Linked DNA regions of Homo sapiens: region 2 is linked to region 1. The links are chromatin contacts, found by Hi-C or POLR2A ChIA-PET in ENCODE. All regions are on one chromosome and are shown on one strand. The core of a region is the stretch at or near the end of the contact, and the rest is flanking DNA. Distances in the headings are between cores, read along the strand shown.

What was found. A loop is a pair of places that touch in the nucleus more often than their neighbours do. ChIA-PET counts read pairs that join two places held with the same protein, here RNA polymerase II (POLR2A). Pooled maps may share reads with other maps.
Region 2: a map of GM12878 shows a loop between it and region 1 (2.7-fold over the local background). The contact joins the enhancer-like site here to the promoter of LINC01176 in region 1. A Hi-C loop is called at or near these places in 4 of 168 maps with a recorded cell type or tissue (B cell, CD8-positive, alpha-beta T cell, GM12878 and 1 more) and 1 of 50 pooled maps. POLR2A ChIA-PET finds 5 or more read pairs at or near these places in 2 of 52 experiments (HCT116 and activated CD8-positive, alpha-beta memory T cell).

Annotation. Positions count from the first base shown.
Region 1 is chr7:30,388,820-30,393,606 of GRCh38, reverse strand. It overlaps LINC01176 (long intergenic non-protein coding RNA 1176), which reads right to left and starts at 2,722. Exons shown (of 3, transcript NR_108081.1): 1 at 2,572-2,722. RefSeq lists an enhancer at 1,922-2,540.
Region 2 is chr7:30,442,830-30,447,852 of GRCh38, reverse strand. NOD1 (nucleotide binding oligomerization domain containing 1) reads left to right here. Exons shown (of 14, transcript NM_006092.4): 8 at 803-886; 9 at 1,629-1,712. Among named protein-coding and RNA genes, the nearest start is that of NOD1, 33 kb to the left of the region's middle. RefSeq lists a silencer at 1,855-2,014. Within about 2 kb of position 1,857, at least 2 of the 41 ENCODE cell types and tissues checked have a DNase peak (open chromatin) inside an H3K27ac peak, as active enhancers do.

The sequences.
Region 1 (4,787 bases), core at 1,473-3,972:
ACAAGAGTTAGCAAACTAAGGCTCATGGGCCAAATCTTTATCTGTTTTTGTAAAAACAGTTTTACTGAACACCTATTCATTTATGTATTTTATGGCTGCTTACATGCTACAACAGTGACTATGACCTGTAAAGCCTAAAATATTTTCTATTTGGCCCTTTACAGAAAAAGTTTGCTCACCTCTTTTCTAGAAGACAGATCTTTGTAACTTTGGGTTTACCAAACATTTCTTAGATTTGACACCAAAAGCACAATTCAAAAAAGAAAAAGACCCAATAAATTGAACTTCCATCAAAATTTTAAATGTCTGCTCTTCAAAAGACATTGCTAAGAAAACAAAAGAACAAGCCAGACTGGGAGAAAATAGAAAATACTTGCAAGTCATATATATATGTATATATATATGACATATATATATATGTATATATATATGACATATATATATGTCGTATATATATATGACATATATATATGTGTATATATATGACATATATATGTATATATGACATATATATGTATATATGACATATATATGTATATATATGACATATATATGTATATATATGACATATATGTGTATATATATGACATATATATGTATATATGACATATATGTATATATATGCCATATATATGTATATATATGCCATATATATGTATATATGCCATATATGTATATATGTCATATATATGTATATATATGTGACATATATATGTATATATATGACATATATATGTGTATATGACATATATATGTATATATATATGACATATATATGTATATATATGACATATATATGTTATATATATGACATATATATGTATATATATACATATATATGTATATATGACATATATATGTATATATTTGACATATATATTTGACATATATATATTTGACATATATATATATTTGACATATATATATATATATTTGACATATATATATATATATATATAATTTTTTTTTTTTTAAAGACAGGGTGTCACTCTGTCTCCCAGGCTGAAGTGCAGCAGCACAATCATGGCTCACTACAGCCACAACCGCCCAGGTAGCTGGGACAAAAGGCGTGTGCCACCACCATGCCTGGCTAATTTTTTGTATTTTTTGTACTTTTTTTTTTTTTTGTAGAGATGGGGTTTCACCATGCTGCCCAGGCTTGTCTCGAACTCCTGGGCTCAAGCAATTTGCCCACCTTGGCCTCCCAAAGTGCTGGGATTACAAGCGTGAGCCACCACACCTGGCCAAAACCATATTTTTGATAAAGGATTTGTATCAAGAATATACAAAGAATTCTCAAGATTCAGTAAGAAAACATACAATCCAGTTTTTCAAAAATGTGCCAAAGGGTTGAATAGACACTTCACTAAAGAAAATATACCTGTAGCAAAGAAGAATATGAAAAAATACACAACATCATTTGCATTGGGAGAATGAAAATGAAAAACACAATGAAATGCACCGTATACCCAAGTCAAAACAAAAAAATAGCAAAAACATCAAAACTGCAGACAATATCAAATTCTGGTGAGGATGCCAATCACCTGGAATTTTCATACATTTTTGGTGGGAATGCAAAGTGGCACCACCAGTTTGCAAACCTGTTTGGCAATTTCCTACTAAGTATATATACATATTTATCATATAACTAGCTATCCCACTCCTAGGAATGTACTCAAGAGAAACAAAATCTTTGATTCACATAAAAACTTCTAGGTGAGGCCGGGCGCAGTGGCTGACGCCTGTAATCCCAGCACTTTGCGGGACAGAGGCAGGCGGATCATGAGGTCAAGAGATCAAGACCATCCTGGCCAACATGGTGAAACCCAGTCTCTACTAAAAATGCAAAAATTAGCTGGGCGTGGTGGCATGTGCCTGTAATCCCAGCTACTAGGGAGGCTGAGGCAGGAGAATCACTTGAACCTGGGAGGCGGAGGTTGCAGTGAGCCAAGATCGGACCACTGCACTCCAGCCTGGCGACAGAGCGAGACTCTGTCTCAAAAACAAAACAAAACAAAACAAAAAAACTTCTAGGTGAATGTTAACAGCAGCTTAACCACTGTCACTAAAAACTGGAACCAACACAAATCTTCCACTAGTAAATGGATGAGTAAACTATGGATTGCCACTCAGCAATTAAAAGGACCAAGCTGCTGAATACACATGACAACATGGATGACTCAAATGATTATGCTAAGTGGAAGAAGCTGGGCTTCTGTGATTTTCTATTCTCATTCATATTCAAGTTGCTTGGGTAACTTGTAATCTTTATCGCTTGCCACACATTATTCTTGAATAAGTATTTAACGGGAGTCTCCTGACGCTTGAGATGAGCCCTCTTCCAGAGAGATCTTGCTGTGCTTCTGCCGAATTCAGATTTTGAGAATCCTTGGCCCAACCAGCTATGTATATTTGAGAAGCTAATCTTCAGGGAAGCAGATATGCACAGGCCTTCCAGGGAAATTGTATTTTCTATTTCTTTTCCTCCCTGCTCCAAGAGCACCAAGGTAGCCACAGTTCATTACAACTGCTGGGAAGAGGGCACTGGGTTCAGCTCTGACTCCTCCTTACCTTTAGCTCCTTGTTATCCGATTCCTGTTGGTAGGGTCTCCTGCAAGCACACTGTCTTGCGTGGGCTCTGTGCTTTAACATGTTTTCTTGGCTCAGCCAGGCCACAGAAACAGCAGACAAGTGTTTGTGGTATCAGCAACTGCTGTCTCAGCACAGGCAGCTTTTTGTTCCAGTATTCCATTTCCCTCCCTGGTTATAGACTTTTATCCAAAAACTGGCCTGGAAGTTCAATGTTTTTTTAGTTCTTCACTTAAAAAAAGCCATTATTTTGTTTCTTCAAGTTTTCATAACCAGCCATCACCAGAAACTGGAAGTCCAAACATGCTCTTATTATTTAAGTAATTGGTGTACATGGTATAAATTCACGTCTTACAGAAAGATGCACAATGAAAAAAAGCAGCCTCTCCATGGCCCCTCCTCCCAATTCCAGTCCCACCCACTCCAAGTAAAGCAAAAAGTGCTTTAGTTGTATTTCTAAACGTTCCTACAACAGATATCTATTATTTTGCAATGGGAAAAATTTTACTTTAAAACATCCCCGGAACTTCTAATCTTCTGATACTTATAACCTCCATATCTCCAAGTAACATCTTTCTCTGTCTCTTGGTTCACAAACTCCTATGTCCAATATCTCCCACCTAAAAATGATGCCCTTTATAATCCCCTTGAAAAAGTGGAGTATACTTACCTCCTTGCCACAATCCCAATATGTTAGTCTTATTATTTCTTAGCTTACTGAGTGCCAACTATGTGCCAGGCAGTGCTTTAGAACCCATGGATACAATAGTGATCAAAACTAACAAAGTCCTTGACTTCACAGTGCTTACATTCTGGAAGAAGAGTGACAATAAACAAACATAAGATTTGTCAGGTAAATGTTATAGAAAAATAGAACAAGGTAAAGGAAACAGGGAATGTAGGGGTGAGGGCAGATTCATGAACTTATTTTGTATTGTATAGTTAAGGAAGGGCACTCAGATAAGGCGATATCTGAGCCAACGCAACAAAGGAAGTGAAAGAGGAAGCCTGTGGATACTTGGAGGAATTGTTATAGGCAGAAGGAAGAAGTGCCAAGGCCCTGACACAGGGGCTTGCTTGCCTGGTGTATTCCAGGAATAGCTTCAGGGGAACAAGTCAGGGGTGAGCAGGAGAAGATGAGCTAGAGAGGCAGGAGTGAGTGGCATGTACATGTCTGTGTGTATGCATACATGCACACTCCGGATGGCTGAGGGTATTTTAGGTCATGGTAAAGACCTTAGCTTTGGCTCTGAGTAAGATGGGAGCCAAGGGGGATTTTCAGCAGAGTAGTACCATGATCTGACGCTGTATTTGTTAACTTATAATGACCCCTATATTCCTTGATCCATCAACTTTAGACCAAAATGTTCATCGAAACATTTTTTGTAACAGTAAAATATTGGGGGAAATTATTTGACCACAAGCATTGTCTAAAGATATTATGGTACAACTACGAAATGGAATACTATGCAAATACAAAACATGATAAATGGAATGTTAGAAATGTGGTTCTAAAATACCACATATAATGTTATCCTGTGAATATATATGCATTGAAGAGTATGGAAAGACATATGCCAACAAATAAGGAGAAAAAAGTCTCTGGGGAGATGGGAAAAGGAGAAATATGAAGGTATTTTTTCCTTTGTGCCTTGTGTTTCCAAAAGTTCCTACAACACATATCTATTATTTTGCAGTGGGGAAAATTTTACTTTAAAACATCCAAGGCCAGGCGTGGTGGCTCACGCCTGTAATCCCAGCACTTTGGGAGGCCGAGGGGGGTGGATCACCTGAGGTCAGGAGTTCAAAACCAGCCTGGCCAATGTGGTGAAACCCTGTCTCTTCTAAAAATACAAAAATTAGCCTGGTGTGGTGGCGGGCGCCTGTAATCCCAGCTACTCAGGAGGCTGAGGATGGAGAATCGCTTGAACCCGGGAGGTGGAGGTTGCAGTAAGCCGAGATCGCGCCACTGCATTCCAGCCTGGGCGACAAAAGTGAAACACCGTCTAAAAAAAAAAAAAAAAATCCAAAAGATTAGAACCATAAACTAATCATTTTCTTTGTTTTAAGCTCAAAACAATTATATACAGCTCCTATGAGAATAATCAATACTGAATATCAACAAACTGACACGCATGTGGCTACCAAGTCTCTAGAATGACCCACTGAAATTCAGTAAAAGCTTAGAGAGCACAGGG
Region 2 (5,023 bases), core at 608-3,107, 55 kb before region 1:
TCATATTTCTCCCGCAGAATGTATGAAACAGTCAAACCAAGTGTGGTAAGAAAGACTATAAGTAGCTCCACATCAGTTGCCAAAAGAATTGTGAGAAACTTTGGGCATTCAGAGCCTTTGAGGTTTTGGAGTCTGAGAGAAGGGATTGCGGGCCAGCCCCACACAACTGGTGGCTCTGCAAGCTGGAGCAGTTGTTCAGTTTCTTGGGGCCTCAGTGGCCTTCGATGTTAATGAGGACATGGACGCAAACGACCCCGGGCCACACTCGGCTCCAGGGCTCTGTGTGGCTGTGGAACCCTGGAAGCCTGAGCTTAGCTGCCTTTCAACTTCCATCTGCTGTACTATTGAATTGGCATTGAGCGGTGAGATGGCTGAAAGGTAGACATCGAGAAGTTTTAATATTCAGAATCTTTTCTTCTCAAGACGCTGAATGTAATCTTAGTTGTAAATACCCATCACCTGCCAGTCACCGAGCACTCATGCACCAGGGCTTTGCGTTATGTCCTAAGATCCTCATAACCACCCTGCAAGGGGACTATCATCATTACCTCTGTATTACAGATGGAGAAACTGAGGCACAGAGAGGTAACGTGACTTGTCTCAGGCCATAAAGCTGGGGAAAGTAGTGGAGCTGGTTTTGAACCTGAGCTGTGAGACCTCAGAGCCCTAAACTCTGGTGCCTGTGTGTTCCCCTTTCAACCCAGACTTTGGAAATCAGTAGACACCATATGCTTCAAAAAACAGGGGCTATTAAAATGACATCAGGAGCCAGAAAGTCTCATGGCTGTGCTTTCTCTTGAAGTTTATACAACAACCAGATCACCGATGTCGGAGCCAGGTACGTCACCAAAATCCTGGATGAATGCAAAGGCCTCACGCATCTTAAGTAAGTGGGGTAGGCACCAGGTTCCTTAGTATATTCTCTTGATCACCCCCTTCTGTTGTTCAAAGATTAAATGTCACAGTAAAGAGCTTTCATCCTAAAGCCTTCCACTTGTCCCAGGGCCATGTTGGTCAAGTAAAGATACCTCTGTGTGATCTGTGAGGCTTGGATTCTGGAAGGGCCTCCCGTTATTGGTAGGGGGAAAGGTTGGCATTTTGATTTCATTAACTACTAGGCCGAAGAAAGGACTAACTCTCACCCTTTCTGGTGGTCTTTTTGCCCCAAGGGAGTTTCCTGTCGGGTTGCAAGGAAGAGCTTGGGCCCTTGCCCTGCTGTAGGTGTGCCCTGCGCAGGGGGTGACAGTGCGCCAGGCTTGGAGCCTCTGGTCCTGCCCTGACAGTGGCCACATACCTTGACCCTTGGCAGTCAAAGTGGGACCTCCCAGGTCTCCCGAGGGAAGTCAGTGATGCTGCTGAGGTCAATTAGAGGACCCCAGGGAGGGCTCAGGTCCCTGAGCTTCTGCAGAGACTGTGGACCATCTCCTGGAGAGGAACCCTGACTGACTGTCCTCAGGGCTTCAGTTCCCTCCCTGACAGGAGGCCCAGGCCATGGCTCTTGTGGATCCCAGAAGAAAGTGTACGGTTCCCAAGATGGGGCTGGAAGGGGCTCTGTGCTGGGGAGGAGGGTGACCCACATTGGAGCCCCTGCATAGCTGGAGGCTGACTGTGTGTGACTCTCTCTGCAGACTGGGAAAAAACAAAATAACAAGTGAAGGAGGGAAGTATCTCGCCCTGGCTGTGAAGAACAGCAAATCAATCTCTGAGGTTGGGTGAGTAGAAGGGGATGGATGTATGTGGTACAACCTGCTGTGTGTGTGGGGGGCGGGCCTTGCTGTTCTTTTCATACATCAGTACACCAGAAGGACCACTGGGGCTCGCTGTCGGGGAGAGATAGTGGAGAGCTTTCACCATGCTGCGAAACTGAAACCGTGCCCATTAAGCAATAACTCCCCGGTCCCCCTCCCCCCTGCCTCTTGCAGCCACCCTGCTACTTACTCTCTCTATGGTTTTGACTACTCTACCTCATGTAAGTGGAATCATACAGTATTTGCCTTTTGGGGATGGCTGATTTCACTAGCATCATGTCCTCAAGATTCGTCCACATGGAAGCATGGGACAGGATTTCCTTTTTTTTTTTTTTTTTTTTTTTTTTTGACAGAGTCTCGCTCTGTTGCCCAGGCTGGAGTGCAGTGGCATGATCTCGGCTCACTGCAACCTCTGCCTTCTGGGTTCAAGCGATTCTCTCGCCTCAGCCACACGAGTAGCTGGGATTATAGGCACCCGCCACCAATCCCAGCTAATTTTTGTATTTTTAGTAGAGGCGGGGTTTCACCATGTTGGCCAGGCTGGTCTCAAACTCCTGACCTCAAATGATCCACCCACCTCGGTCTCCCAAAGTGTCAGGATTATAGGCGTGAGCCACCGTGCCCCGCCAGGATTTCCTTCTTTTTTAAGGCTGAGTAATACTCCATTGCATGGCTATGCCACATTTTGTTTACTCATTCATCCAAGAACAGACACTGGCTTGCTTCTATGCTTTGGCTGTTGTGAATAATGCTGCTGTGCACATGGGCATACAAATGTCTCTTCAAGGACTGCCTTCAATTCTTTTTTTTTTTTTTTTTTTTTTTTAGATTCTTTTTTTTTTTATTATACTCTAAGTTTTAGGGTACATGTGCACATTGTGCAGGTTAGTTACATATGTATACATGTGCCATGCTGGTGCGCTGCACCCACTAATGTGTCATCTAGCATTAGGTATATCTCCCAATGCTATCCCTCCCCCCTCCCCCGACCCCACCACAGTCCCCAGAGTGTGATATTCCCCTTCCTGTGTCCATGTGATCTCATTGTTCAATTCCCACCTATGAGTGAGAATATGCGGTGTTTGGTTTTTTGTTCTTGCGATAGTTTACTGAGAATGATGGTTTCCAATTTCATCCATGTCCCTACAAAGGATATGAACTCATCATTTTTTATGGCTGCATAGTATTCCATGGTGTATATGTGCCACATTTTCTTAATCCAGTCTATCATTGTTGGACATTTGGGTTGGTTCCAAGTCTTTGCTATTGTGAATAGTGCCACAATAAACATACGTGTGCATGTGTCTTTATAGCAGCATGATTTATACTCATTTGGGTATATACCCAGTAATGGGATGGCTGGGTCAAATGGTATTTCTAGTTCTAGATCCCTGAGGAATCGCCACACTGACTTCCACAATGGTTGAACTAGTTTACAGTCCCACCAACAGTGTAAAAGTGTTCCTATTTCTCCGCATCCTCTCCAGCACCTGCTGTTTCCTGACTTTTTAATGATTGCCATTCTAACTGGTGTGAGATGATATCTCATAGTGGTTTTGATTTGCATTTCTCTGATGGCCAGTGATGATGAGCATTTCTTCATGTGTTTTTTGGCTGCATAAATGTCTTCTTTTGAGAAGTGTCTGTTCATGTCCTTCGCCCACTTTTTGATGGGGTTGTTTGTTTTTTTCTTGTAAATTTGTTTGAGTTCATTGTAGATTCTGGATATTAGCCCTTTGTCAGATGAGTAGGTTGCGAAAATTTTCTCCCATGTTGTAGGTTGCCTGTTCACTCTGATGGTAGTTTCTTTTGCTGTGCAGAAGCTCTTTAGTTTAATTAGATCCCATTTGTCAATTTTGTCTTTTGTTGCCATTGCTTTTGGTGTTTTGGACATGAAGTCCTTGCCCACGCCTATGTCCTGAATGGTAATGCCTAGGTTTTCTTCTAGGGTTTTTATGGTTTTAGGTTTAACGTTTAAATCTTTAATCCATCTTGAATTGATTTTTGTATAAGGTGTAAGGAAGGGATCCAGTTTCAGCTTTCTACATATGGCTAGCCAGTTTTCCCAGCACCATTTATTAAATAGGGAATCCTTTCCCCATTGCTTGTTTTTCTCAGGTTTGTCAAAGATCAGATAGTTGTAGATATGCGGCATTATTTCTGAGGGCTCTGTTCTGTTCCATTGATCTATATCTCTGTTTTGGTACCAGTACCATGCTGTTTTGGTTACTGTAGCCTTGTAGTATAGTTTGAAGTCAGGTAGTGTGATGCCTCCAGCTTTGTTCTTTTGGCTTAGGATTGACTTGGCGATGCGGGCTCTTTTTTGGTTCCATATGAACTTTAAAGTAGTTTTTTCCAATTCTGTGAAGAAAGTCATTGGTAGCTTGATGGGGATGGCATTGAATCTGTAAATTACCTTGGGCAGTATGGCCATTTTCACGATATTGATTCTTCCTACCCATGAGCATGGAATGTTCTTCCATTTGTTTGTGTCCTCTTTTATTTCCTTGAGCAGTGGTTTGTAGTTCTCCTTGAAGAGGTCCTTCACATCCCTTGTAAGTTGGATTCCTAGGTATTTTATTCTCTTTGAAGCAATTGTGAATGGGAGTTCACCCATGATTTGGCTCTCTGTTTGTCTGTTGTTGGTGTATAAGAATGCTTGTGATTTTTGTACATTGATTTTGTATCCTGAGACTTTGCTGAAGTTGCTTATCAGCTTAAGGAGATTTTGGGCTGAGACGATGGGGTTTTCTAGATAAACAATCATGTCGTCTGCAAACAGGGACAATTTGACTTCCTCTTTTCCTAATTGAATACCCTTTATTTCCTTCTCCTGCCTGATTGCCCTGGCCAGAACTTCCAACACTATGTTGAATAGGAGCGGTGAGAGAGGGCATCCCTGTCTTGTGCCAGTTTTCAAAGGGAATGCTTCCAGTTTTTGCCCATTCAGTATGATATTGGCTGTGGGTTTGTCATAGATAGCTCTTATTATTTTGAAATACGTCCCATCAATACCTAATTTATTGAGAGTTTTTAGCATGAAGGGTTGTTGAATTTTGTCAAAGGCTTTTTCTGCATCTATTGAGATAATCATGTGGTTTTTGTCTTTGGCTCTGTTTATATGCTGGATTACATTTATTGATTTGCGTATATTGAACCAGCCTTGCATCCCAGGGATGAAGCCCACTTGATCATGGTGGATAAGCTTTTTGATGTGCTGCTGGATTCGGTTTGCCAGTATTTTATTGAGGATTTTTGCATCAATGTTCATCAAG